2 separate regions of the Homo sapiens genome follow, and region 1 is linked to region 2. A link is a loop called in an ENCODE intact Hi-C map of the cell type or tissue named here. Cell type or tissue: PC-3. All regions are shown on one strand. Each heading gives the region's core, and the rest is flanking DNA. Links, peaks and the distances in the headings are about the cores only. Region 1 overlaps LINC02661 (long intergenic non-protein coding RNA 2661). Region 2 overlaps LINC02661 (long intergenic non-protein coding RNA 2661).

Evidence for each region. Hi-C counts contacts between places; a loop is a spot of excess contacts. Peaks named below come from ENCODE experiments on the same cell type or tissue, not always from the same donor. Only the 100,000 strongest peaks of a DNase experiment are listed, where the experiment ranks them.
Region 1: a loop joins it to region 2, with 3 times the contacts of the local background. A loop is called at or near these places in 1 of 110 quality-filtered maps.

The regions. Positions count from the first base shown.
Region 1 is chr10:108,776,672-108,792,384 of GRCh38, forward strand. The region is part of intron 3 of LINC02661 (long intergenic non-protein coding RNA 2661); the gene reads left to right. Among named protein-coding and RNA genes, the nearest start is that of LINC02661, 76 kb to the left of the region's middle. In PC-3, for the core only: CTCF peaks have their summits at 7,458 (motif pointing left) and 7,662; a DNase peak (open chromatin) is centred at 7,440.
Region 2 is chr10:108,715,420-108,731,132 of GRCh38, forward strand. All of the region lies in intron 2 of LINC02661 (long intergenic non-protein coding RNA 2661), which reads left to right. Among named protein-coding and RNA genes, the nearest start is that of LINC02661, 15 kb to the left of the region's middle. RefSeq lists an enhancer at 13,574-13,743. In PC-3, for the core only: no CTCF peak of the experiment used is centred there; no DNase peak of the experiment used is centred there; H3K27ac peaks cover 394 bases.

The sequences.
Region 1 (15,713 bases), core at 6,063-8,562, 62 kb after region 2:
CTGTTGCCCAAGCTGGAGTCCAGTGGTGCCATCACGACTCACTGCAACCTCCACCTCCTGGGTTCATACGATCCTCCTGCCTCAGCCTCCTGAGTAGCTGGGATTACAGGTGCACACCAACACACCTAGCTAATTTATATATATATATATATATATATATATATAGTATAGACAGGGTTTCACTGTGTTGGCCAGACTGGTCTCGAACTCCTGACATCATGATCTGCCTCCCTCGGCCTCCCAAAGTGCTGGGATTATAGGCCTGAGCCACTGTGCCTGGCCAAGGGGGATCATTTCAAGCACCTCATTATTACAACATTTTCTAACAATGTCAACAAATATGGTCTTTGGCATAATGCTGCTTAGCTATATGACATATAAAATCATACGGCTGAAAAATATAACAAAATTACTAGCTGCTGGCTGGCATTTTTAATACCACAAGAGTGGCTGAGTCCTCTTTCTATATATCTATAAGGTACTACAGAAGGGAATCAGTTTCACTGGTAACACTTCCCCCAGCAAACACATTCTCTCTCTCTGTCATACACACACACACACACACACACACACACACACACACACAGTCAAGGCCTAGAAGCCCTCTTTAAGGTACAAAAATGTCATCGTTGTATCATAGTCTGGAAATAATGACAGATTCCTCAGCAAACCCTGGTGCAGTTACATTATTTACTTTTTAAAAAAATTTCCAACTTTTAAGTTCAGGGGTATATGTATGTGCAGGATGTGTAGGTTTGTTACATAGGTAAACGTGTGCCATGGTGGTTTACTCCACAGATCATCCCATTACCTAGGTATTAAGCCCAGCATCTATTAGCTAGTCTTCCTGATGCTCTCCCTCCCTCTACTGTCCCCTGACAAGCCCCAGTGTGTGTTGTTCCCTGCCCCCATGTATCCATGTGTTCTCATCATTCAGCTCTCATTTATAAGTGAGAACACGTGGATATGGTTTTTCTGTTCCTATATTAGTTTGCTGAGGATAATGGTTCCGGCTCCATCCATGTCCCTGCAAAGGACATAATCTCTTTTCTTTTTATGGCTGCATAGTATACCATGGTCTATATGTACCACATTGTCTTTAATCAGTCTATCATTGATGGGCATTTAAGTTGAATCCATGTCTTCACTGTAGTGCTGCAATGAACATACACGTGCAGGTATCTTTTTTTTTTTTTTGAAACATAATATCACTCTGTTGCCCAGGCTGCAGTGCAGTGGCATGATCTTGACTCACTGCAACCTCCACCTCCTGGGTTCAAGCTATTCTCCCACTTCACCCTCCCATGTAGCTGGGATTACAAGCAGGTACCACCATGACCAGCTAATTTATATATATATATATATATATATATATATATACACACACACACACACACACACACACATATATGTATATATATATACACATATATATGTATATGTATACATATATATGTATATATATACACACACATATGTATATATATGTATATATGTATATATGTATATGTGCATATATATGTATATGTGCATATATATGTATATATGTATATATATGTGTGTGTGTGTATATATATATGAGTATATATATGTTTTTTTTTTAAATGGAGATGGGCTTCACCACGTTGGCCAAGCTGGTCTCGAACACCTGACCTCAAGTGATCTGCCCACCTTGACCTCCCAAAGTGCTGAAATTACAGGTGTGAGCCACTGTGCCCAGCCACATGTATCTTTATAATGTAATAATTTATATTCCTTTGGGTATATACCCAGTAATGGGATTGCTAGGTTGAATGGTATTTCTGCCTCTCAGTCTTTGAGGAATAATCACACTGTCTTCCACAATTGTTGAATTAATTTACACTTTCACCAACAATGTGAAAGCATTCCTTTTTCTCCACAACCTCTCCAGCATCTGTTGTTTACTGACTTTTTAATAATAGTCATTCTGACTGGTGTGAGATGGTATCTCATTTGCATTTCTCTAATAATCAATGATGTTGAGCTTTTCTTCATGTTTCCTGGCTGCATGTATATCTTATTTTGAGAAGTATCTGTTCATGTCCTTTGCCCACATCTTAATGGGGTTGGGTTTTATTTTTGTAAATTTGCCTAAGTTCCACATAGATGTTGGATATTAGACCTTTGTCTAATGGATAAATTGCAAAAACTTTCTCCCATTCTATAGGTTATCTATTCACTCTGATGATAGTTTCTCTTGCTGTGTAGAAGCTGTTTAATTAGATCCCATTTGTCAAATTTTGCTTTTGTTGCAATTGCTTTTGGCATCTTCGTCATGAAATCTCTGCCTATGTCTATGTCCTGAATGGTATTGCCTAGATTTTCTTCTCCAGTTTCTATAGTTGTGGGTTTTACATTTAAGTATTTAATCCATCTTGAGTTGATTTTTGTATATGGTGTAAGTAAGGGGTCCAGTTTCAGTTTTCTGCATATGGCCAGCCAGTTCTCCTAGAACCATTTATTAAACACGGAATCTTTTCCCCATTGCTTGTTTTTGTCAGGTTTGTTGAAGAGCAGATGGTCTGATCCATTGATCTATGTGTCTGTTCTTGTACTAGTACCATGCTGTTTTGAGTACTGTGGACTTGTACTATAGTTTGAAATTTGGAAGCATGATGCCTCCAGCTTTGTTCTTCTTGCTTAGGACTGTCTTGGGTATTTGGGCTCTGTTTTGGTTAGACATGAATTTTAAAATAGTTTTTTTTCCTAATTCTTTGAAGAATGTCAATGGTAATTTAATGGGAATAGCATTGAATCTATAAATTGTTTGGGACAGTATGGCTATTTTCACCATACTGAGTCTTCCTATCCATGAGCATGGAATTTTTCTCCTTTTATGTCATCTCTGGTTTCTTTGAACTGTGGCTTGAGTTCTCCTTGAAGAGGTCCTTTACTTTCCTTGTTAGCTGTATTGATAGGTCTTTCATTCTTTTTTGTGGCAATTGTGAATGGGAGTTTATTCATTATTTGGCTCTAAGCTTGCCTATTGTTGGTGTTTAGAAATGTTAGCAATTATTGCACAATATTTTGTATACTTAGTCTTTGTTGAAGTTGCTTATCAGCTGAAGAAGATTTTGAGCTGAGACAATGGGGTTTTTTAGATATAGTATCATGTCATCTACAAACAAAGACTTCATCTCCTCCTATTTGAATGCCCAGGACCAGATGGGATCAGAGCTGAATTCTAGTGGCACAAAGAAGAGCTGGTACCACTTATAATGAAACTATTTCAAAAAATTGAAAAGGAGAGACTCCTCCCTAACTTATTCTATGGGGTCAGCATCATTCTGATACCCAATCCTGGCAGAGATATAACAACAATAAAAAATCTTCAAGCCAATATCCTTGATGAACAGCATTGCAAAAATCCTCAAATAAATCCTGGCAAACTGAGTTCCAAAGCACATCAAAAAGCTTATCCGGTACAATCAAGTAGGCTTCATTCCTGGGATGCAAGTTTGGTTCAACATACAGAAATTAATGAATGTGATTTATCACATAAAATAACTAAAGACAAAAAACCACGATTATCTCAATAGATGCAGAAAGGTCTTCAATAAAATTCAACATCCCTTTATGTTAAAAACACTCAATAAATTAAGCATTGAAGGAACATACCTCAAAACAATAAGAGGCATATATAAGAGACCCACAGCCAATATCATATTGAGCGGGCAAAAGGTGGGAGCATTACTCCTGAAAACTGGCACACAACAAGGATGCCCTCTCTCACAACTCCTAGTCAACATAGTACTGGATGTTCTGGCCAGGGCAATTAGGCAAGAGAAAGACATTATTTATTTTCAGTACCCTCAATTTGTCGTTGAACTGATTTTTATATCACATAATTTTAATTCTTACTTCACTCATATACACAAATATGGTTAACTTTTTTCCCACTAATTCCAAAGTCTTTCACCAAATTTCTTTATAATTTGCCCCTACGCTTCTTTTCCATGTTAATCTTTCCTTCCTATCATTCAAAATAACAACCTGAGTTATGAAATATACGCTAATTTGTAGGGCTAGATAAATTATTAAACATCTATTCCATAATGAAGTACCATGCACTTTTTTAAAAAATAAAAAAGTTCCATATATTATTATGGATTTACCACTGGGATATATTGTTAAATGAAAAACATACAATCAATATGCATGTTTCTGAAAGTGAGAAAAAAAATGACATCTGCTGAAGAATACAAATAAACTAATAACATTGGTTTCCTCTAGGGAAGAAAGCCTGACAGCTGGAATTTGAGATAAGTGGCACGTGGCAGAATTTCTACTTTGTAACTTTTGTACCTACTGAATTTTGAACAATAAAAATGCATTATCTATTCAAAAAATAAACATAACTGCATTTAATTAAATATAATTTCAAAAACTGAATTCAATATGAATCATTATGTCCTTGGATTACCATTTTAGAACAATGTTTCTCTTACATGCTAGGAGGATGTCTCAGGGAGACTCTGAAATTCAAGTCAGAGGATGCTGTGAGGCTCTCAGCCAGGCTAGACAGGAGGGAAGACAAGAGTAGAGAGAAGTAAATAGGAAATGTTCTTGGGAGCTCACAGTGGGGAACTTCTTCCCTACAACTGGAAAGCATCTGAAAGTTACCCTATAGCCACACCCTCTCTTAATAAAGATCGCTCCCTTCAAATAAGAAATAATAAAGATGAAGGCAGTATCAAAAAATTAGTTCAAACTATCCTTTTAAGAGAGAAGAAGGCTCTCTTTATTCTTTCAAATATTCTTTAAGTCTACTAGAATAGATAGTGAAAAAGAATAACCATTGAAAAGTACATATCAGTATTTAGGAACATTTATATCAATGCCCTTCACTAATGCAGTTTTAAAGACTTTTTTTTCTTAGTGCCATGATCTTTGTCAATATAAGTGAGGAGAGAGGATGAATGTATGTGAAGATTTCTTTTTAAAGGTGAAAAGAAATGATGATCTGCAAGGCCTAGGAAAAAAACAAATAATATACTGTGTTAATAATTGTGCCAGCAAATTGACAAAATTCATATCTCTCAGGAAACCTAAGGAGTGGTAATCCTGATTTCCCTTCTGCAGGGAGATTTTCTTGAGCTCTTTAATTTTTATGTCCTAGGAAATAATTTATTTCTCACATGTATTGAAATTCTTATAGTTGCAAAGGGCTATATCAAGATTGAATTAATTATTTCAATGATTAAGGATATGGTTTTCAATTCACTCTACTTAACTACTTCTTACTGGGATTAAAGCCAGGGAGTCATTTTAAAGGAATAATGTTGTCTCAACCTTAACATTTTAAAAGAGGAGTGTGATGCTGTTACTTTGTCTTATACAAAATCACAGCCACTTAACCACAGAGATATATTTGAGTTCAAATACCTGCCCCAGAAAATGCCAACTACTGTGGAGAAGAGACAGGGAATGACTTGAATACTTTAACCAGCTGGTAAAACATATGTTGAAAATAAAAATGGGAAAAATGGTTGAGAACTCACCATGAACTCAACTTTGGGCCTCACATAGTTTATTAGTTTTCATATTCATTTTCTATTTAGTAAATTATCATTTTTTCCATAATAAAATCCTTATTTTTGATAACCGTTACAATCTTTGACCTCTTCAAAATGTCTTTACTAGACACACTAAAAAACCTTCTAAGAGGCCAACCCTGAGCTAATTTCTAAGAAAAAGAGAACTTCTTCATTTCCTCTCCAGTATAGAAAAGACAAATATCATCAGCGTTCTGCATAGTAGAACCAGTCTATAGATGCCTGATTACTCTCTGAAAGACTCCACACTTCAGATCAGCCACATGAAGCACATATGATGATACCAATTACTACAGATCCTGGAAGATAAGATAGGGTGAGGGCAATCGGACACTTTTCCTGAATTCTCATAGGGTGACTGGGAGGTTACTGTGGCTCTTGTCTGCTATTACTCACTTACAGGAGCATTTGGAGAAACTATGCATGACATTGCACTGACTTCTAGGAGTTAAGAAGAAATCACTTAGGCAGATAGTAAGGGTATGGGAGACTTCAGTAACTTTACTTTTTAATGAAAAGCAGCCCCAAATCATTTTCTAACAAAGAGTAGCCTGTAAAGTCGAGCTGCAACTGTAGACAAGCCAGCTGGGAACTTGCATGGGTGAATGCTGGCAGGAACTAGGGACTAGACATGTTCAAGATGGAAGCTCTATCTTTGCTTCTCTGCCAGCCACGTGTACAGTAAGAAGCAGACAAGATGGCACTGGCCAAGGGAAGAATTCATTTGTGTAATAAGATTATGGTGGGGCAACCAGCCTTCTGTATGCACTATGTAAACATCATACCTGATTGAACCTATCTGTGAGTCCTGTGTAAATCAGACATTGCTTCCTCTCAAGCCAGACTATAAAATCCAGTGCATCTGCCACCAGCCGATCTTCCCTCTTGGAAGTCCCCTCTCCCTTACTAGAGAGAGAATGCTGTTTTCCTTTCTCTTTCTTCTGCCTATTAAACCTCTACTCCTAAACTCCTTGTGTGTGTCAGTGTTCTAAATTTTCCTAGCATGAGATGACGAACCCCAGGTATACAACACAGACAACGTAGCTGTTTCATATTGGGGACCTCATCCAGGATACCAAGTTACAACAGTCATCAAAATGGTGAGTAGAGGAGTGAACTCCAACTCTGTCCTTTCATTTTGGGGCTCTTGGACTCCATTTTAAAACCAAATCAAACCAAATACTGGGCCACCTTTAGCCATTTAAAAATGAGTAGCATGGATGCTAGCCTTATAAGACTTAGGGGACAGGCTTGCTGGGGAGAACATAGAGAATGCCCCAGTACCCGTGTGTTGCTGAGCATGTTGGCCATATTTGTATCAGCTTCCTTTCATGGAAGACAGCCATCACTTGAGGCTGGAAGAGGTTCTGGGGCAACTGAGGATTTCTGGCTACCCCCCGGTGTTATCCAAAGACATCTGGACTGACACCAGCCTCCAACTGCCTTATGGGGTGTCAGCAACAAGATCTCCAACTTTTCTATCATAATTTCCTCCTTTCCTTTCCGCAACCACCATATCGTCTATCCTCTCTGTGTATGCAATGTGTGGGAAGTTTTACGGTTCAGGGAAGTAATCTTGTTAGGCAAGATCAGGGAATGCATAGTAACTGGGGAAGGGAAGGCATCTTTCTGATTTTCTACAGAGGGTCCCCTCCACCACAGTGAGCATCACTCTTTGCCCTTGGTCTAGAGAGCACAAGTCATTTTCAGATTCTCTCTGCCCTCGATCTGGAGAGTGCATCACACTTCCAGGTCTCTCTCTGCAGTTGGTCTGGAGAGCACATGGCATTTCTAGGTATCTCTTTGCCTTTGGTCTGGAGAGCACATGGCATGTCAAGGTCTCTCTCCCATTGGTCTGGAGAGTACATGGCATTTCAAGGTCAACAGCACCACCTAGTGGAAGAGGGAACCTGTCCATGAGGCACATTGTCAGTCCTTTACCTAAATATTCTATCTTCCCAATTATCTTCCCCTTTTGCTCCTTTCTACTAGAAATTAGGCTTCATGTTGCTTCTATAAACCAGAAAATCCTGCCTTCAACAACTAGGAGTAAAATATTCTCCAAAGCCAAATTTTAGTCTTGATACTGTTCCATAGCAGGAAAATGGCCATTTGGTCCCTCCATTCTTTTAAGGCACCTATTCCTCCTCGAATTAGAATGGTACTTAATTAGTAAGGGGATTTTAAGTTTGGAAGTTAACCAGAACCATTCTCTAAGGGTAAATGCTTTAGTATGCTATACTAAATCATATTTAAATTTAGCATACTAAATTATCTGGCTATAATAGCAGGATACAGACCTCAAACCAGTATACTTCCACCATTAAAGAAGGAAGTGCAAAAGTTGCCCAAATGTAATTGTCACATAGTCTCTCCCAAGATCCATTCTTTTGAGGAGCCAGGCGGGTCACACAAGTCTAGGAAGTCAAAGGGAAATCACAGGCAGAGGACTAGATCTGCATGGGTGAGTGTGACTAATCCCAATATCTTAGTTCCTCTGGTTCCATGGCTGGGGGTCACACCTGGAACGATGGGCATTGCATCTAACAAGGTGCGGGGACCCAGGAACCAAGGAAGGAAAACAGCAGGGGGGCCGTGCCCATCGTCTTCCTCTCCACCCTGGGTCACAACAAAAGGAAGGAGACTAAAGGGATGCCTTTTTCTCACTTCTCTTTCTAGATGGGTAAGAGATTATCTTCAGCCTATACCCCTCTGGAGTGCATTCTGAAGCACTGGGATTCCTTTGACCCTATGACTTTGAAAAAAAAAAGTGGCTCATTTTCTTTTGCACAAGGGCTTTACCTTCTTACCCTCTTGAACCAGCCTGGCCTTTGGAAGGGAGCCTTAATTTTAATATCCAACAGGTAGGTCTTTTCTGCAGATGGGAGGGAAAATGGTCCAAGGTACCTTATATACAGGCTTTCTTTGCCCTGTGAGACAACCCAGACTTTTGCAAGTGTTGCACAATCAACCCAGCCCTTTTAGCAATAGTATTAGGCAGCCCCAAATGGAATGATTCCCCAAGACTAGAAAAGCAACTTCTGGGGAAACCACCTGAGGCAGCTATTGAGTCCGCGAGCCCTTCCAGTCCCCCTTATCTAAGACCACCTCCAACAATGCCACCAGCTCTTCCACCTCTGCCATTTCCAAAATTCTCCACTCCCCCACCCTCACTCTGACCCAGACAGGAAGTGCCCAATGGAGGTGATGTCACTAGGATTCAAGTTCCCTTCTCATTGTATGACCTTAGGCAAGTAAAGGGAGACTTAGGCTGATTTTCTGACCCTGACAGGTATATAGAGGCCTTCCAAAATGTAACTCACATATTTTACCTCTCATGGTGGTATGTTACGCTGCTCCTAAGCCAAACTCTAACCATAACTGAGAAGCAGGCAGCTCTGCAGGCAGTAGAGAAATTCAGAGAGGAGCAAAATGTCTCCTACAGTCGGCCTAAGAGGAAAGGAGAAAATAGGGAAGGCAAAGAGATAATGGAAACACCATTCTCAAATGGAAAAGGAAGTAGAAGGAAGTAGTTCCTCTAGACAATGCTAATTGGAACCCCTATGATGCTACAGATGAATGGAAAAGGAAACATTTTTTAATGTGCATATTGGAGGGCCTATGAAGAACTACAATCAATCCTCTTAATTACTCTGTCTGTGATAGATCAAAAGCCAGATGAGAATCCTGCAGCCTTTATAGAAGGACTGAGAGAGGCTCTAATAAAGCACACCTCCCTATCCTCTGAGTCAGTGGAGGGACAGCTAATCCTAAAGGACAAGGTTATTACACAGGCAGCTCTTGATACTAGAAGGAAACTATAGAAGTAGGCTTTAGGACCAGATAGCACTTTAGAGAACATCCTGAAGGTGACTACCTCAGTCTTTTATAACAGGGACCAGGAGGGGGACCAGCAGTAGACCAGGAGAAAGAGAGGAAGCAAAAGAGAGGGTCAGAGGCTCTAGTAGCTGCCTTATAGGCTTGCAAAGCCTAGGATCCCTGAGGTGCATCCACCAGTTGCTATCAGTGTGGCAAGTCAGGGCACATTAAGAAAACACACCCAGGCAGCAAGAAGAAACCACCACAACCCTGTCCAGCATGTGGTGGGGACCACTGGAAATTGGACTGCCCCCAGAGATGAAGGTTACTGGGTTCAGAACCAGTCTCATGGATGGACCAACAGGACTGATGGCTCCCGGGGTTGGAACCCCCAGATCCAGTGGCTCAAACTTCATTACAGCACAGGAGCCCTAGAGGAAATTGAAGGAAGGAAGATAGATCTCCTTCTAGACACTGGAGCCAGGCTCTCTCTTCTCCTCTCTAATCCAGGCCTTCCTTCTTCCCATAGCACAACTGTGAGCGGTGTCTCAGGAAAAACTCTAATTTGATACTTTTCTCAACCCCTTAGTTGCAAATGGGGAAATCTACTATTTGCACATGCCTTTTTAATCGTGCTAGAAAGTCTCACTCATTTATTAGGTAGAGGCATTTTAGCTCATATGGGGACCAGCCTCCTTATGGCCCCAGGACAATCTCTTTGTCTCCTCCTAGTGGAAGCTGATATCAATCCAGAAGTGTGGGCAACTCAATGAAGTCTTAAGTGAAACATGCTGCTTCTGGATCTCTAGTCAAGTAGAAGAAAACCTACAGATGCTTTAAGATCAAGTTAAAAATCACTGACCAGTTAAGAGAAAATGCAAGCTCCAGCCCTGAATTACTACAAAACCTCTTTAATGAATTCCAGTCTTCTTTGTGGAACTGGTCAGCTCCATTATTAAACCCCTTCTTGCTCAAATGTTTTATACTAATGTTTGGACCTTGGCTACTGAATACTGTAACTCAAATAGTACCCTCTCACCTAGAAGCAATCCAACTTCAAATGGTGCTGTAGACCGAACGATGCATGGGCACACCTTTCTTCCAAGGACCCTTAGATCACCCGCAGGAGGAGCCCTCGCTGCTGTTCTCCACACAATGCCCCTTTTCAGCAGGAAGTAGCCAGAAAGAGTCATCACCCAAAACCCCCTAACAGCAGTTACGGTTACCACTCCTGAGGAGGGAAAGCTACAGGAGTTAAGAAGAAATCACTTAGGCAGATAGTGAGGGTAGGGGAGCCCTCAGTTGGGCTTTTCTTTTTAATAAAAAGCAGCTCCAAATCATTTTCTAACAAAGAGTAGCCTGTAAAGTCGAGCTGCAGACATAGACAAGCAAGCTGGGAGCTTGCATGGGTGAATGTTGGCAGGAACTATGGACTAGACATGTTCAAGATGGTGGCTCCATCTTCGCTTCTCTGCCAGCCATGTGTACAGTAAGAAGCAGACAAGATGGCACTGGCCAAGGGAAGAATTAATTTGCATAATAAGGTTAGGGTGGAGCAACAAGCCTTCTCCACGAGCTATGTAAATGTCATACCTGATGGAACTAATCTGTGAGCCCTATGTAAATCAGACACTGCTTCCTCAAGCCGTACTATAAAATCTAGTGCATCCGCTGCCAGCCAGTCTTTCCTCTTGGAAGTCCCCTCTTTCTCACTAGAGAGAAAGCTGCTTTCCTTTCTCTTTCTTCTTCCTAAACCACTGTTTCTAAACTCCTCATATGTGTCTGTATCCTAAATTTTCCTGGCATGAGACAACAAACCCAAGGTATATACCCCAGACAACGTAGCCACTTCAAAACCCACCTATGTCTAGGTAGTGATCCCATGCTGAACTGCCAATTATCCCTACTGCATTTGTTGTTTCTCCCTGGTTTTCTTATTTATAGTTTTGCACAACCAGAGACAGGCCTATTGCTTTTGATGGGCTTGTTGGGCTCTTCAGCTTTTGCTTTTTCACAGCCTTCAGATTGGGTCAGAGCTGATTTACTGACTCTCTCACATTCTCTGTTCTTCCTTTTGCATGAGTCAGAAAATCAGTGAGTAAAAGAAAGTGAGTCAAGATGAGAGACTAAGCTTATATGTCTCTTCCTCATCTCTCCTAAAATCAGATGGTATTTCAGAAACATAAAACACTAAAAACGTTGAAAAAACATATTTTTAGACCAAAAAATAAGGATCTGTAAAATAGACAACAGAAAAAATAGGAAAAGAATCTCTGCAAAAGAAGACTGCTCTGGAAGTAATCTAGTGATCAAGAACCATCAACTGCTGAAGACAGTGAGTGTCATGAATGATAAAAAAGAATTTAATAAACAGAAAATAAAATGATTCCCAAAGAGACTAAAGATAACAAATGATCAAAGATATTAAAATCAATAAATCAATACTGTTAGAAAAAAAGAGATAATGATTGCATCCAATTAAATAAGACAAGAAGTCTTATATAGAACATATTTCTGAGAATCATAAGTAAAATATGAATTAATTGACAAAGGCCATAAAATTGAAAAAAAAGTCATAGCCCAAAGTAAAATTGTCAGATATTCAAAATTTGTGTGTTGAAGGTAAGCTGCAAATTCGTCTAAGAGCTGCTTAAAAGCCAAAGCAAATTCCAAAATACAATTTGATACACAAATTACAGGGCTTACAAAATAATAAAACAAACAATTGATAAAGAGAAATTGCAGCTAGTCTCTTAGTGGAAGCTAAAAGAAAACTCTCCCACAGGTTTTCATAATGATAACATGCTCATCGACGTCTCTACAGCAAATATAATAACCGTGTTCATAAGAAGGTTTGTTAGCACATCCCTCAGGTCAAAAATGATTATTATTATTTGAAAGCATTTTTCCTTCCTCTCTTTAAATTTATATTAGCCTAGTGACCCTTGGCTTTTGTGGGAATGTACAGTATGACTCTACTTAGAAGTTACATTGGTCCTGATGTCAGCTTATAAAACTCTCCTTTGCCTCAGGCTTCCTGTAAAATCCATCTGATCTCTTTTAATTGTCACCATGAATTCCTGATTCTAGATGGTGCCTCTAAAAGAATAACCAGGAGAATGCCTTTAGTCTCTAATAAAAACAGAGTATTTATGTGGAAGGGAAATGATAGAGACCAGTTTTGCAGCAAGTAAATTCTGAAACATTCCCTTATCTAGAATTACTTGGACAACAGAAGAAATTGTTTCTATGGCTGTGTTGATATAATAAAATGTAACTAAGCTTGTTATGATAAATAATTTGCTATCAAATATATACAATTTATTTGAAAATAAGAGGAAAATAAAAGAAAAACAAACCTACATTCCTGTTGGAGTGCTGACAGCTTGATAGTAATACGAAACTATGATATTTCAATTCTTGTTGCTAGGGAGATTCTAGAGAACAGATATAAACACAGAAAAAGTCAAAGTAACTGGCACATTTTTATCAGTTAGCTTTAGTCCCAAAGCTGAGTTTTATGGATGTCAGCTTCCCCAGTCTTTCCCTCTGTTCCACCCCCTGTTGATAAAAAGAAGAGAATTCGGCATTTGGTATTAAATAATCACTACATGTGACATCAACTCCAGTGTATTCCAGAGGTTCAACAAAATTAGCCTATTGCAAGAAAGAGGAAGCCCCGACTAGCTAAGAGAAACTGACCAGTCTAAAAGTCTGACCTCTGGTCATAGCTAGCATTTTGACTTACTTTGTATGGTCAACTCTGCCAAGCTTTAATTTGGTTCTGATATTCAAAGAGAATTAATCCAGAAATGACAGAAGGAGCTCATGTATAAAGAGGAAGAAGGGTCATTGATCTGATCATGAGTTTATTTACAATAAGACATTAGCTTGTGGCTGATGATTCAGGAAAAGATTCACCTTTGCAGGAGGGGATGATGAAAAAGTCTAGGTAGCATGCCTAAGATTGGGCAAGTATACCAGGATTCAGAGACAGATTTGTTTTCTGACTCACTCAAGGTCTAGGATGAATAAGCCACAAGGGAGAGGACTAGTCATATTGAATCCAATAGGGCAGGAAGCTGAGGTTAATTTGATTGGCAGTCCAGGGTCTAAACCATACAAGTGGCACAGCAGATGCTAGGTCCATGGCATCAAGACTTATTCCAGACCTCATGCTTTGGTGTGCTGGAAAACCACTGGTGTATTTCCTGTCCTGGACAGGAATGTCTCAGGAAGTAGGCACGGTGTGACCTAAACACAGGAAGTCCCAGTACTTCTAATTTAGAGGGGATAATAGAGTAGAAACTACATATTATGTCTGCATAAAGCAAAGACTAATAACAGAAAAACCATGCAAGGGTTTTTAGAGGTCAAACAAGTAAAGAAACAGAGACATGGGAAGGGAGCTAGGAAAGGTGGGGGTGGGGAGACTGCCAAACCACATTGTTACATAGCAGTTGAATAAAGGAGAGAATGAAGGTTAGATGGAAGTCACCTAGGTAGTCCCAGGAAAAGTCAGCAAGGTCATCTGTGAGTTCTTGAGCCAAAGTTTAGCAGTCAGGGGAGTCTTGTGTCTCAAAGGAATGGGCCTGCCTTAGTATACCTGCTGTGCTCTATCATCGGCCAGAAGTCCTGAGAAGTGTGGTGTTAGCATAAACAGAGGAATGGATTTCATAGAACAACCAGGGCCCTTGCTTGATGATACTCTATGTTTAGAAGACTGCAAAGACATTCTTACGGTGCTATAGGCTGACTTAGCATTTCTCCTAATTTGGTGACTTAAGCTGGTAGAACAACATCAGTCAAGCTTGCCTAACACCTATTTCATAAATGTTTTGTAATTATTAGGTTATATAAGAAAGTATGTGTAATCTTTAAGATGAGAAAAAAAAGGAGACATAGAAAGTTTACTTACTAGTCCGAGTTGACCTTGCTAGGAAGTGAGCCAGTCAGTATATAAGGTAGAACATCCCTACTCCGGAGCCCACTTGCCGAAACACTGTACCTAATAAATGCCCACCTCTACTTGTTGGAACACCATCTGCTGAGGATAGAACAAAGAACCATCTCACAGCTCTGAATGCAGATTTGTCCCTATTGCTAATCATTATTTCATATCAGAGCAGGTCTTGGCTTTTGAGTATTAACAGAGACCCTGTGCGTGATTCATGAATCATAGGAAATGAGCTTTCCTTTGAATACTGGAGCATTTTGAAGAGAGGGAAAAATCAAAGTTGCCTGTGGTACTGGAGTTCAGTCAGGAATACAGGTTAAAACCAAAGGCTCTGTCTCATCATATAAGGTTATTATTTTCTATGTAACATCAGCAGAAATACCTGGGGGAGGAGATGTGAGCACGAATAGACAATACCATTTTTAAAACAAGAGTTATAACAAAATATGTATTAAACTCTGTTTGTTATACCTATTTTGAAATACACAGAAAATATTTGGCTATTGAATTCAGCATTTATGATGTGATAATGACTTTTAATCACGTTTTCCTCCAATGTGCTATTCCCATAAATTGGGACTTTTATCTCATTTTACTATAGGCTAATTTTTGGTATATTTCAAAAAAAAATAAACCTGAGTTTGATAAATTATTTAGTAAGTGCTGGATAAACAATCTAGTACCCCTGTACATAAAACAACTTTAAATAAATAGTATTTTTGATAAATGAGTTCTGCCTGAATGATTTATCAACCTAATGCGGAATTGTCCTACAATTTCATAGCACTAGACATATTTAACATTTGAAGCTTTTATTGCAGGCTGCAAAATGAAGGCAAAAGTAGAAGTTATTTCCAATTGGAGGTTAAGAATTAGTTTTGTGTAAGTTGACAGCGTATGACTCAAATAACAGAAAATAAAGCAAAAGCAATAAAGACACAAAACTTTACTTAAATCTGGACTCATGAAATGACTCATGTTTGCTGAGCAAAAGAAAAAAAATACCATTAGTATTAACTAAACTTACTTAACACTAAACCAAAATGTGATTCCTCATATCATAAACTTTCTCAGCAGTCTCCTGTCTACTTTTATTTAGTTAGCTGAGCATTAAGCAGCATTAAAGATCTTTGGTACAGTTTGAATAGGAAGAAAATTCTATAGCTAAGAGGTATACCAAGTATACCACCCAAAATCAGCCTCAGGAAGATGAAATTGCAGAAGTTTACAAGCTTAAGGGACTTACTTCATTGGCTCATAGGTTGCTATGACAAGTGAAATGATGCAATCAATTATACAAACTTAAAACCATATTAAACATTACCAATATAAATTGTGAAATAATTTTTAGTCCAGCTAAG
Region 2 (15,713 bases), core at 5,635-8,134:
GAGCTCTCCAAACTGTTCAAACCTCTGCCCATTATCCAGTTCCAAAGCTGCATCTACATTTTCAGGTATCTTTAGAGCAATGCCCCACTATCTGTACCAATTTAGTTTATTCTCACATTGCTATAAAGATACCTGAGATTGGGTCATTTAAAATGAAAATATGTCTAATTGACTCCTAGTTTTTCAGGCTGTACAGGAAGCATGGCTGGGGGGCCCCAGGAAACTTACAATCATAATAGAAGGCAAAGGGCTCATCTTATATGGCAGAGCAGGAGGAATAGAGAATAGGGGGAGGTGGCACACACTTTTAAACCACCAGATATCATGAGAACTCACTCGCTCTCATGAGAACAGCAAGGGAGGAATCCACCCCCATAATCTAATCACCTTCCAACAGGCCCATCCTCCAACCTTGGGGATTACAATATGACAAGATATTTGGGTCAGGACAAAAACCCAAACCATGTCATACCCCATCTGCCTTTGTAGGTTAGTAGAGGGGTAATAGGGAAAGGAGGCAACACCACATCCATGAACTGAGAACTGACAACCTTGACAATAGTTATCTATTGTCTTGGTTAGCATCATAAGATGTTTTGTGTGGACAAAAAGGATTTGATGTTTGAGATACAAAAGGGAAGCATTAAACAAAAGTGGTATTTAGCACCCAGACTGAGACTCATGCGGGTTCTCTGTAATGATAATACTACAGGTTGACCAGTGGCTACAAGTCAGAGATCAAGCTGAAGCAGTGTTGGTTTCTTTTGAAGGCTGTGAGTAAAGGATCTGTTTCAGGCCTCTTCCTTGGCTTGCAGAGGTCTGTCTTCTCACCGGGTCTCTTCATTTTGTCTTTTTTTTCTGTGTGTGTCTCTCTGTCTGAATTCTCCTTTTTTATGTATACCAGTCATGTTGGCTTGTGGTTCATTTTAATGACCTCACCTTGACTTCCTCTGTAAAGATACTGTCTCCAAAGGTCACACTCTTAGGTACTTAGAGTTAGCACATCAGCATATGAATTTTACAAGGGACACAATTCAAACCATAAAACATGTACAGGAGCATTCATCACATAATTGTTGTGAGTGTTGTCAGCTAATACTCCACAGGAGCCTCCTACCTCTGAGAACTGCTTTCAACCAGAAGCTGCTTTGCCTGCATATTTATTCTCTATCACTGAGAGATTAGTAGGCCACAGATAAATATTGGCTGACTTGTGGGTATAAAAGTCCTGCCTCCTTCCTCCAGATTGGGCCAATAGTGTTATACAATTAAGGCTCCAGAGTGTCCCAAGGATTCTGGCTGTGATTTTGCAGAATCATTAAGGATTTTGTAAATTCAATTCATCATACCAGATTGCAAGCTCCTTCCATCTTGTATATGATTATAAACTTCTATAATAATTAGCAGCATTTGTAATTAATGATTAGCTTTGTCCATACATTAGCGCTTGTAACACAGCACAAGTGCATCCTTGATAAATACACATTTGGAAAAAGATCTTGCTAAGCTGGGGCTCAGCATCATTTACACAAAACACATTATGTACCCATATAGAAAGAGTAACAGATAAATGACAGTGCTGACTTTTATGTGATGTAAATGATCTTCTAGGCACTAAATGATGTGTGTATGTATTACATATGTGTATATATATTTTTACGTCTTACATGTGTGTATAAATATACATTGTGTGTATATATATCACACACATATATGTATGCATGTATGTTTATATGTAAGGTTTAAATATATACTTAAATATATAATGAGCTTTAAATACATATTTAAATAAAATAATAGTCTTCAACATGAATTTTAATCTTCATTAACTCAGGTTTTGAAAACAAATGACATACTAGTTTATTAAATAAAATAATAAACATTTAAATTTTGGAAAAATAAGAATTATGAAATACATTTAAAAGGCACAATAACCACAATCTGTGTAATAAAATGCTACCAAAAATAATTCCATAATGAGAATGCTTTAGTGAACTAATTCTGAAAATTTGTCATTACCATATTTACTGTTGGAATGAAAATAATGTTCCCAGAGAGACTTAAAAAAGCATATCTTTTTAAGTAATGTAAATTTTTCTTAATATACTTGCCTGCATTATTGCTTCTAGGATTTGTTCTTGGCAATGTGTTTTTACATTTGGGTTGGACTTCTAAAAGCAGATTATCAGAGGATTTCTGATTCTGGCAAAGATGGAGTGGTCATTTTTATTTAGCCCAACTAAAAACTCTGGACATAACATAATAAACAAGCTTTGGAAGAGTATTGAAGATGGATTGCCTCAAGTACTCAGTACTTGAACAACATGGTAATGAGTATCCTCAGTTTTCTTACTTCCTCCCATATATCTTGGGCAGGATATTGCATAAGCCTTTAACCTGTAATGGCCAACAGGCATGGAAAAAAAAATTATCCAAGAAAAGCCTGTCTCCTTTAGCCAAAATAACAGAAAATGGGTAACCTAAGGAGGAAAAAAAATCCCAATACACAACCTACTCCAGGCAAACACCACAGAAATCCCAATCGCATACCACTCCCACAGTTTCACTCGGGCCAACTGGGAGCTGACCTTCTACCCTACCACTAGAGAAGCATCCTGTAGAAGCAGGCAGTGATGCTCCAAATCTTCTGCCTAGTGATGTCTGCAGGACTGAATAGGGAGTTGACCATCAATTCTTTATTTATTTAGAGAAGGAATGCTCCAAATCTCATGCTCCAGTAGTGTCACTGGGTCACAGTAGGGAGCGGATCATCATCCTTTATCTGGTGGAAGCCAGATACTCTAGAACATACTCTGATTATCCTTCCAGGGTAGAATTAGTGGATTCCAGGGTCAAGCTGACTCTCCACTCCCATCCCCATTTAACAAGGGCCTGGGAAATGAAGTTGGTTAGCACTTTGTTTATTCCCATTCTTCCCCTAATGTCAGTGAGGCCTAGTGTGGAGCTAAGCGGCAGGCCTCAACTTAAAACAATAAAGTGATGTGATTCAGATATGTTTTCCCTCCTCGTGGTGTCAGAAGGGCACAGTAGGGAACTAATATTGGTACACCACTTTTAAAAGGGATGTGGAAGCTGAATTTCTAGCTGATCTATTTGCAAAGGGGCAACACTCCACTTTTTCCAGTTGGAGCAGGTGGAGGAGGGGATCCAGCAGAAAGCCAAACATACGTGCCCCCTTGCCCTCATGCTACACATCAACAGGGGGAATACAAGATTCAGAATATTGTAATATCAAAAATGTATAGGGTTCAGTTTTAAAAAGAACTTATCATACTATGGACCAGGAAAATCACAACTTGAATAAGAAAAGATCATGGATAGATATGCCAACATTAAAGTGAATTAGATGTTGAAATTGTCTGATAAAGATTTTAAATCCAGCTATTATAAAAATTTTTTAATGTACATTTACCAATTCTCTTGAAACAAATGAATAAATAAAACATTTCAACTGAGAAATAAAAGTTATGAAAAAGAACCAAATCGATAATTTAGAACTAAAAATTGCAGTATTTTTTCAAAATGGCTGACTAAGGACATTGGACGCCAGATTTCCTAAGAAAAAAGATGAAAGTTACAGGTTAACGGACAAGTTCTGAATGGAAAACTGAGTGAAGAAAACTAGGACCTCTCATCGTGTCCATGGGGAGAAGCTGGTGTTCACAAGAGAAAAGCAGCAAGACTCTGGCAAAGACCAACCCCAGGGGAACTTGAAGTTCTGTGGAAAGGATAGGTGGGAGTGCTTCTCTCCTTCCCTCACCCTTGTGACCAAACTGTTAATGAGCCCCTCTGTCCTCATGATCCAGGGCAATGCTGTCAGTGGAGATTTAGGGTTTCCTGAGGAAAGAACCAGGTTTCCATGCCTGCACTGCCTTCACACCTGAACTGAGGCATTGGGAACCATACTTGTTGTTCCCCTGTGGTGGGCCACTGCTCTGCCTGGGGATTCTCTGCTCTTGAATCACTGCACCACCAGATTCTTCATAAATGTACCTCACAACCTGGTCTGATTTTGGCAAGCACAGGCTAATGATGGGTCCCTGGAGAGCTGTGGAATCCCCTGGAGATCTAACCCTCAGCATGGACCACTCCGAAAAAAGGGGGAGTACAGTCCACCAAAACCTCCTTTGGGACAAAGGACACATTTCTGTGGCACAAATTGATGAAAATGGCAGCGCTGATACCTGGGAATAGATGTGGGGAGGGTGTCATCTCCCACCCCCCATACCCTGTCAACTGGTGTGGACACATTAGTGGTTCTTCCCACTGGGAAGTCTGCACATGTGCACTTGGAGAAAGCATTTTAAGCACTTTTCACAGTGGCATGACTTTTGCTGAAAGTGAGCCCTTGCTGCTTGGGCACACATGAAGGACTGGACCCAAGTCCCCTTTCCTACACAGAGTGACAGTATCTCACCAATGGAGATAAGAAATATCACAGAGTTGTCTGTACTGGACTCAGGGAAAAGGTTCTGCCCAAGCCCACTTTGATGGAGTGTATTCGTGGCCCACAGCTGCACTGTGGTTGGCAAACAAGAGGTCAAGTCTTTATGAACTGAAGGTCATGAGCCCAGAGACACAGGTGTGATAGGGAAATGAACCAGGTTTCTGCTGGCTCAGGATGAAGAACTGGTGCACTCACTCTTCCCCTTCCCTTGAGACAAGAGCACACCACACATGATCTCTTCCCAACACCCCCTGTCAGGGCAGGTGCTTCCACCCATTATCGACCTATCTGGGCATGAGCAAGCTATTACTCTTAAGCTCCACTTATGGACTACGGTCTAAAATGCATCACCAAATAACAAACCTCCTTCCAGAAAGGCTTAGTGCTTGCCCACAAGACAAGCTTGCTGACCTCCACATCCTCAGACCCACAGAAAATAGTGTGTCCACTCATTTGTCCAATGCATAGCTATAAAAGCAACATCCAAGAAAGTCACTGCACAGAAGTTATCCACAACCAAGCAACACAAACACAGCACTGCCCCACTGAATGTGTCCAGAAACAAAGCCAAGTGATCATATACAAAATACACCATACTCATACCATAAAGGGAAAAAAGAATTTTAAAAATATCCCAACCAAATGATAGGAAATTCAAAAATAAGAAGCAACAGCTCCTTAGAGATAAACACAAAAACACTGGCACTACAAAAAGCCAGAGTGTCTTGATACTACCAAAGGATCACACTAGCTCTTTGCAAATGGATCCTAACCAAATTGACAAGCCTGAAACAACAGATAAATAATTCAAAATATGGATCCAAGGAAACTCAATGAGTTCCAAAGGAAAGTTGAAATTTAACACAATCCAATAAACTGATTATATTTAATGACATACAAGATATATATTAATGACATACAATTTATGACATATATTAATGTCATAAATTAATATATTTATGACATACAAGATAGCTATATCAAGAAAAAATAGAACTTCTGGAATAGAAAATTTCGTGACAGGACTGTCAAAATATAGTAGGAAGCTTTAACAATAAACTAGATCAAGCAGAAGAAGAAATTTCAGAGCTTGAAGATGTCTTTCAAATTAACCCAGTCATACAAAAAAAATTTAAAACTAACAAAGCCTTTGGAATTATAGAAATATGGAATTATGTAAAATGATCAAGCCTAGAAATTATTGGCATCTCTGAGAGAGAATGATAAAAAATAAAAGAGGTGGAAAACAACTTTGAGAGAATAATTGAGGAAATATTCCCTAACCTTGCTAGGGAGGTCAACATCCAGATAAAAGAAATATCAAAGAAGAAGATAATATATTAGATGACTGTATGAGTTTGCTCTTACATTGCTATAAAGAGCTACTTGAGATTGGGGGATTTATAAAGAAAAGAGATTTAATTGGCTCATGGTTCCACAGGCTGTAGAGAAAGCATAGCTGGGGAGTCCTCAGGAAACTTTCAATTATGCCAAAAGGTGAAGGGAAAGCAAGCACATCTTCACATGGCCAGCAGGAGAGAGGGCAAAAGGGGAAACGCTACATACTTTTAAACAACTAGATCTCATAAGAACTCACTATTAAGAAAACAGTGAGGGAGAAATCTGCCCTCATGATTCAATCACCTCCAGTTGGTCCCTCCCCCAATAATGGGGATTACAACATGACATTTGGGTGGGGACACAGAGCCAAAGTATATCAATGACTATTCCAAAGGCATACAGTCATCAGATTATCCATTGTCAACACAAAAGAATAAATCTTAAAGATAGGTAGAGAAACAGCCAAATTATCTATAAAGGAAATCCCATCAGATTAACTGCAGATTTTTCAGTGGAAACCTTATGAGGCAAAGAAGATTGGTGGCCTATTTTTAGCCTCCTTAAAAAATGTCAGCAAAGAATTTCATATCCTGCCAAACTAAGATTCATAAACTAGGAGAAGTCTTTCCCAGAAAAGAAAACACTGAAAGAATTGGTCACCACCAGACCAACCCTACAAGAAATGTTCAAAGAGCTTCCGAATGAAATTAAAGAATGATACTTGACACCATAAAAGCACATAAGTTCAAAGCTATCAGATCCTATAAAGCAATTACACAATTGAGTTTACAAAGCACCCAACTAGCAACAATATGACAGGAACAAAACCTCAAATATCAATATTGACCTTGGATGTAAACAGCCTAGTACAATATGACAGGAACAAAACCTCAAATATCAATATTGACCTTGGATGTAAACAGCCTAAGTACTCTACTTGAAAGACATGAGTAACAAATTGGATTTGAAAAAAGGCTTAACCTCTGTTACTTTCAAGAGACCTATGTCACATCTAGTAATATCCACAGGCTCAAAGTAAAGAGACGAAGAAATCATGTAAGTGGAAAACAAAATGAGCAAGAATGGCTATTCCTGTATCAGCTACAATATACATTAAATCAACAATAAAAAAAGACAAAAGACAAATAAGGCCTTTATGTAAGATAAACGACTTAATTCAACAAGAAGACTTAACTACACTAAATATGTATGAACCCAACATCAGAGCACCCAGATTTATAAAACAAACAGTACTAGATGTAAGAAAGGAGATAGAGAGTCACACAATAATAGTGGGCTACTTCAGCACCCCACTGACAGCAGTATACCAAGGCAGAAAGCTAACAAAGAAATTCTAGAAGTAAATTGGACACTTGATAAATTGGACCTGGTAGTCATCTAAAGAATACTCCATTCGACAACCACAGAATATGCATTTTTTCCATCTGTACATGGAATATTTTATATAATTAACTACATGTTTGCTCATAAAGCAAATCTCAATAAATTCAAAAAAATTGAAATAATATCAAGTATCTTCTTAGACCACAGTGGAATAAAATTAGAAATCAATATGAAGAGGAACTCTCAAACCCACACAAGTACATGGCAACTGAACAAATTATTCCTTAAGAACTTTTTAGTAAACAAAACAATTAAGGCAAAAATCAAAAACACTTTTTAAAACAAATGAAAATAGAGACAAAACATACCAAAACCTCTTGGATGCAGCAAAAGCAGTGTTAAGAGGAAAGCTTACAGTACTAAATGCATACCTCAAAAAGGTAGAACTATCTCGAGTTAACGACCTAATATTTCTCCTAAAAGAACTAGAAAAACAAGAAAGAAACCAAACCCAATGCTAAAAGAAGAAAATAAATAGCAAAAATTATAGCAGAACTAAATGAAACTGAGAATAGGAAAATGATAGAAATAATCAAAAAACAAAAAGTTGGTTCTTTGATAGGATAAACAAAATTAACAGATCACTAGCTAGATTAACCAGGAAAAAAAGAAAGATTCAAATAAGCAACTTCAGAAATGACAAAAGTGACGTTACACACGTGGAAATACAAAAGATCCCCAGTGACTACTATAAAAATCTTTAAATGCACAAACTAGAAAACCTAGAGGAAATGAAAAAAATGCTGGAAACACACAACCTCCCAAGATTAAACCAGGAAGAAATTGAAATCTTTTTTTTTAATTTTATTATTATTATACTTTAAGTTTTAGGGTACATGAGCACAGTGTGCAGGTTTGTTACATAGGTATACATGTGCCATGTTGGTGTGCTGCACCCATTAACTCATCATTTAGCATTAGGTACATCTCCTAATGCTATCCCTCCCCACTCCCCCAACCCCACAACAGTACCTGGTGTGTGATGTTCCCCTTCCTGTGTTCATGTGTTCTCATTGTTCAATTCCCACCTATGAGTGAGAACATGCGGTGTTTGGTTTTTTGCCCTTGCGATAGTTTGCTGAGAATGGTGGTTTCCAGTTTCATGCATGTCCCTACAAAGGACGCGAACTCATCATTTTTTATGGCTACGTAGTATTCCATGGTGTATATGTGCCACATTTTCTTAATCCAGTCTATCATTGTTGGACATTTGCGTTGGTTCCAAGTCTTTGCTATTCTGAATAGTGCCACTATAAACATACGTGTGCATGTGTCTTTGTAGCAGCATGATTTATAATCCTTTGGGTATACACCCAGTAATGGGATGGCTGGGTCAAATGGTATTTCTAGTTCTAGATCCCTGAGGAATCGCCACACTGACTTCCACAATGGTTGAACTAGTTTACAGTCCCACCAACAGTGTAAAAGTGCTCCTATTTCTCCACATCCTCTCCAGCACCTGTTGTTTCCTGACTTTTTAATGATTGCCATTCTAAAAGGTGTGAGATGGTATCTCATTGTGGATCTGATTTGCATTTCTCTGATGGCCAGTGATGATGAGCATTTTCTCATGTGTTTTTTGGCTGCATAAATGTCTTCTTTTGAGAAGTGTCTGTTCATATCCTTCACCCACTTTTTGATGGGGTTGTTTGTTTTCTCCTTGTAAATTTGTATGAGTTCATTGTAGATTCTGGATATTAGCCCTTTGTCAGATGAGTAGGTTGCAAAAATTTTCTCCCAATCTGTAGGCTGCCTGTTCACTCTGATGGTAGTTTCTTTTCTTTTGCTGTGCAGAAGCTCTTTAGTTTAATTAGATCCCATTTGTCAATTTTGGCTTTTGTTGCCATTGCTTTTGGTGTTGTAAACATGAAGTCCTTGCCCATGCCAATGTCCTGAATGGTATTGTCTAGGATTTCTTCTAGGGTTTTTATGGTTTTAGGTCTAACATGTAAGTCTTTATTCCATATTGAATTCATTTTTGTATAAGGTATAAGGAAGGGATCCAGTTTCAGCTTTCTACATATGGCTAGCCAGTTTTCCCAGCACCATTTATTAAATAGGGAATCCTTTCCCCATTGCTGGTTTTTCTCAGGTTTGTCAAAGATCAGATGGTTATAGATATGTGGCATTATTTCTGAGGGCTCTGTTCTGTTCCGTTAGTCTATATCTGTTTTTTGAAACCGACAAGAACAAAGACACAACATACCAGAATCTCTGGGACACATTCGAAGGAGTGTGTAGAGGGAAATTTATAGCACTAAATGCCCACAAGAGAAAGCAGGAAAGATCTAAAACTGACACCCTAACATCACAATTAAAAGAACTAGAAAAGCAAGAGCAAACACATTCAAAACCTAGCAGAAGGCAAGAAATAACTAAAATCAGAGCAGAACTGAAGGAAATAGAGACACAAAAAACCCTTCAAAAAATTAATGAATCCAGGAGCTGGTTTTTTGAAAAGATCAACAAAATTGATAGACCGCTAGCGAGACTAACAAAGAAGAAAAGAGAGAAGAATCAAATAGACATAATAAAAAATGATAAAGGGGATATCACCACCGATCCCACAGAAATACAAACTACCATCAGAGAATACTGTAAACAACTCTATGCAAATAAACTAGAAAATCTAGAAGAAATGGATAAATTCCTCGACACATACATCCTCCCAAGACTAAACCAGGAAGAAGGTGAATCTCTGAATAGACCAATAACAGGCTCTGAAATTGTGGCAATTATCAATAGCTTACCAACCAAAAAAAGTCCAGGACCAGATGGATTCACAGCCGAATTCTACCAGAGGTACAAGGAGGAGCCGGTACCATTCCTTCTGAAACTATTCCAATCAATAGAAGAAGAGGGAACCCTCCCTAACTCATTTTATGAGGCCAGCATCATCCTGATACCAAACCTGGGCAGAGACACAACAAAAAACGAGAATTTTAGACCAATATTCTTGATAAACATCGATGCAAAAATCCTCAATAAAATACTGGCAAACCGAATCCAGCAGCACATCAAAAAGCCTATCCACCATGATCAAGTGGGCTTCATCCCCGGCATGCAAGGCTGGTTCAACATATGCAAATCAATAAATTAATCCAACACATAAACAGAACCAAAGACAAAAACCACATGATTATCTCAGTAGATGCAGAAAGGGCCTTTGACAAAATTCAACAACACTTCATGCTAAAAACTCTCAATAAGTTAGGTATTGATGGGACGTATCTCAAAATAATAAGAGCTATCTATGACAAACCCACAGCCAGTATCATACTGAATGGGCAAAAACTGGAAGCATTCCCTTTGAAAACGGGCACAAGAGAGGAATGCCCTCTCTCACCACTCCTATTCAACATAGTGTTGGAAGTTCTGGCCAGGGCAATCAGGGAAGAGAAGGAAATAAAGGGTATTCAATTAGGAAAAGAAGTCAAATTGTCCCTGTTTGCAGACGATGTGATTGTATATCTAGAAAACTCCATTGTCTCAGCCCAAAATCTTCTCAAGCTGATAAGCAACTTCAGCAAAGTCTCAGGATACAAAATCAATGTACAAAAATCACAAGCATTCTTATACACCAACAACAGACAAACAGAGAGCCAAATCATGAGTGAACTCCCATTCACAATTGCTTCAAAGAGAATAAAATACCTAGGAATCCAACTTACAAGGGATGTGAAGGACCTCTTCAAGGAGAACTACAAACCACTGCTCAATGAAATAAAAGAGGATACAAACAAATGGAAGAACATTCCATGCTCATGGGTAGGAAGAATCAATATCATGAAAATGGCCATACTACCCAAGGTAATTTATAGATTCAATGCCATCCCCATCAAGCTACCATTGACTTTCTTCACAGAATTGGAAAAAACTACTTTAAAGTTCATATGGAACCAAAAAGAGCCCACATTGCCAAGTCAATCCTAAGCCAAAAGAGCAAAGCTGGAGGCATCTCGCTACATGACTTCAAACTATACTACAAGATTACAGTAACCAAAACAGCATAGTACTGGTACCAAAACAGAGAAATTGAAATCTTGAACAGACCAATGAAAAATTTCAAAATTAAATCAATTATAAAAAAACTACCATCCAAAAAAAGCCCTTGACCAGAGAGATTCACAGCCAAAGTTTACTAGAAGAGCTGGTTTCAATCTTACTCAAACTATTACAAAAAAAAAAAATGAGGAGGAGTGTTTCCTCTCTAATTCATTATGCAAAATTAGTATAATCCTGAAACCAAAATCTGGTAAGGACACAACAACAACAACAAAAGAAAACTGCAGGCCAATATTTCTGGTGAACACAGATGCAATCATTGTCAAGAAAACAGTAGCAAAGCAAATCTAACAGCACATCAAAAGATAACTAACCATGATCAAGTGAGTTTTATCCCTGGATGCAAGAATTGTTCAACATAAGCAAATCAATAAATGTGATTCACCACATGAACAGAATTAAAAACAAAAAAAATATATCATCTCACTAGGCACAGAGAAAGCATTTTATAAAATCTAACATTCTTTCATGATTAAAAACCCTCAGTAAACTAGGCATCAAAAGAACATACCTAAAAATAATATAATCCATCTATGACAAACCCACTGCCTACATCATACAGAATGCACAAAGTTGAAACGATTCCCCCTAAGTACTGGAAAAAGACAAGGATGTACAGTTTCACTACTTCTATTCAATATTGTACTGGAAGTCCTAGCCAGAATAGTCATGAGAAAGAAATAAGTACATTCAGAAAGGAAAAGAGTAAGTCTAACTATCTCCATTGGCTGATAAGATCTTATAATTAAAACACCCTAGTGATTCCTCAAAGACACTGCTAGACCTGATGAACAACAGCAGTAAAGTTTTAGAATACAAAGTCAATGTACACAAATCAGTAGCATTTCTATACACCAATAATGTTCAAGCTGGAAACCAAATCAAGAATTCAATCCCATTTACAATAGCCACACATATACACACACACACAAATAAAATATAACTGAAAAGGTGAAAGATTTCTACAAAAGAACTACAAAACACTGCTGAAAGAAATTATAGATGACACAGCAAATAGAAAAACTTCCCATGCTCATGGATTAGAAGAATCAATATCACTAAAATGATCATACTTCTCAAAGCATTCTACAGGTTCAATGCAATTCCTATCAAACTCCCAATGTCATTTTTCACAGAGTGAAAAAAAAAACTATCATAATTTTCACATGGAACCAAAAATAGCCCAAAAAGCCAAAGCAATCTAAAGCAAAAAGAACAAAGCTAGGGGCATCATATTACCTTACTTCAAACTATATAATAAGGCTACAGTAACCAAATCAGCATGGTACTTCTACAAAAACGGACACATAGATCAATGAAACAAAACAGAGCATCCAGAAATAAAGCCACATGCCTACAACCAACTAATCTTCAACAAAGTTTACAAAAATAAGCAATGGGAAAAGTACTCCCTATTCAATAAATGGTGTGGGGAAAGCTGTCTAGCCATATGCAGAAGAATGAAACTGGACCCCTACCTATCACCATATAGAAAAATTATCTCAAGATAGATTAAAGACTTCAGTGTAAGTCCTGAAACTGTAAAAATTCTAGAAGAAAACCTAGGAAAAGTCTTCAAGACATTGTTTGAGGCAGATAATTTATAACCAGGACCTCAAAGGAAAATGCAACAAAAATAAAAGTTGACAAATGAGACTTAATAAAACTAAAGATCTTCTGCACCACAAAAGAAATAACAGAGTAAACAGACAACCTATAGCATGGGGGAAAACATTTGCAAACTATGCCTCTGACAGTAGACTAATTTTCAGAATCTATAAGGAACTTAAATTTATCAATAAGCAAAAAAAAATTAACTTCATTAAAAAGTGAGCAAAGACCAGGAACAAATATTTTTCAAAAGACATACAAGCAGCCAATAAAAATATGAAAAAATGTTCAACATCACTGATCATCAGAGAGATGTAAATCAAAACCACAATGAGATTCCATCAAATGGCTATATTAATAGCCAGTCAAGTGGCTATTATTAATAGCCAGTCAAGTGGCTATTATTAAAAAGTAAAAAAATAACAGATGTTGGTGAGGTTGTATTGAAAAGGGAATGTTTATACACTGTTGGTGAGAATGTAAATTAGTTCAACCCCTATGGAAAACGATATGGAGATTTCCCAAGGAACTAAAAATAAAACTACCATTTGAGCCAGCAACTCCAATACTGGATATCTACCCAAAGGGAAAAAAATAATTTTATCCTAAAGAAACCTGCACTCGTAGGTTTATTATAGCACTATTCAAAACAGCAAAGTCATGAAGTTTACCTAGGTGCCTATAAGTGGTGGATTGGATACAGAAAATGTGGTAACATGGATGCAGCTGGAGGCCATTATCCTAAGTGAAATAAAATGGAAACAGAAAATAAACTACCACATGTTCTTACTTACACATGCCAGCTAAACGATGGTACACATGGACGTAAAGATAGAAACAATAGACACTGGGGACTGCAAAAACAGGGAGAGAAGTGGGAGAGCAAGGGTTTTAAAATTACATACTGGGTATTTGTTGGAGGCCGCACAAATGTTTCTTGTGATTAGGTACCTCTAAAACCTGTTAGTAATAATATGAACCTGTGGTCAATTAAGCAGCTGACTAATCATATCTCCTCCTCCTTGTTCTTGTTACCCAATAAATAAAAAGGGCTGTGGAAGCTCAGGGCAGCTGTCTTTGCTCACTAGAAACAGGGAGCCCTTTTCTTCTCTCTTCTTCTTCCTCATGCTTAGCCTTTCCTTAAAATAGTTACTTATGTTTTTTGTTATCATTTCTACATTCGTCCCTTCGTTCGGTTGTAATGACGGTCTCAAGTGGTAACAGTAGTAACTGCTGTAGTGATGGTCTCAGGCAGTAACAGTAACTGCTGTTACTCAAGTAGTAGTAGTGGCAGTCGGCCACAAGTGGAACCTGCACAGGAACTATCAGGGACAAACAGAGACCTGAAGGGACCTGAAGAGTCCTGCAGGGACAAATAGAGATAAATAGAGATAAATAGGTAGAGGGAGGGAGGTGGAGGTGGAGGGAGGGAGGTGGAGGTGGAGGGAGGGAGGTGGAAGTGGAGGGAGTGAGGTGGAGGGGGAGGGAAGGGGAGGGAAGGGAAGGAGAGGGAGGGAGAGGGAAGGAGAGAGAGGGAGGGAGAGAGAGGAAGATGGAGGGAGGGGGAGGGAGAGGGAGGGAGAGGGAGAGAGGGAGGGAGGAAGAGAGGGAGGGAGGAAGAGAGGGAGGGAGGAAGAGAGGGAAGGAGGGAGGAAGAGAGGGAAGGAGGGAGGAAGAGAGGGAAGGAGGGAGGAAGAGAGGGAAGGAGGGAGGAATAGACAGAAGGAGGGAGGAATAGATGGAAGGAGGCAGGAAGAGAGGGAGGGAGGTAGAGGGAAGGAGGGAAGGAGATAGAGGGAAGGAGGGAAGGAAGGAGGGAGGTAGAGGGAAGGATGGAGGGAGATAGAGGGAAGGAGGGAGGGAGGTAGAGGGAAGGAGGGAGGGAAGTAAGTAGAGGGAGGGAGGTAGGTAGGTGGAGGGAGGTAGGTAGAGGGAAGAAGGGAGGTAGAGGGAGGGAGGGAGTTGGAGGGAGGTGGAGGGAGGGAGGGAGGGAGGTAGAGGGAGGGAGGGATGGAGATAGAGGGAGGGAGGGAGGGAGATAGAGGGAGGGATGTAGAAGTAAGAAGGTAGAGGTAGGTAGGGAAAGACAGGGACTTGAAGGAACTAACGGACCACAGGGACAGACAGGGTCAGCTAGGGATAAAGACTATCAAACTAGCAATATAAGGTCAGTGCCCTAAAGAGGTAAAAAAATGTAGACTAGCAAAGACTAGCAGAGATTTGCATGGAAGGTATGCTAGAACAGGAAGAAAAAAAAAAACCTAAAACCAACTAGATGAATGACCAACCCTGTTACAAGTCTTCAGGCAGCATGTACTGGTCTAAAAATGTACTGGTCAGTGCCCTAGATGTACAAAGAATGGGAAGCTTTTGAATTAGGGTAACAGGAGGAAGAATTTGGCTATTTCTTTTCTCTTTTTTGTTTGGAGTTTGGTACATACCATCTTTTATTTCAGGGTTTTAGAACATTTTTTGCCCCACCTACAGCACCTATTGAAAGTGGTGAACAGAAGAGGGAGGATGAAAATTGGCTTGTACTGTCTTTTGTGGCTACAGAAAGGCTAACTTTAGCTTTGGCTTTCGTGGATTGTAAACGTGCACTGGCACCTGTGAGATGTGCAGAGGACTTGGGAGGTTTTCTCAGAGCTTGTCAGGATATGGAAGCTGAGCTTCATTGCTCTGCAGTATTGACTCAGGCAATGGCTAATTGGGTAGCTGATAGATCTAAAGGAAGCCAAGGGTCAAGCCCTAAAGTGGGAAAGTGTTATAAGTGTAGACAAATTGGACGTTTCAAAAAAGAATGGCAGCAGACCTCTTGGCAAAA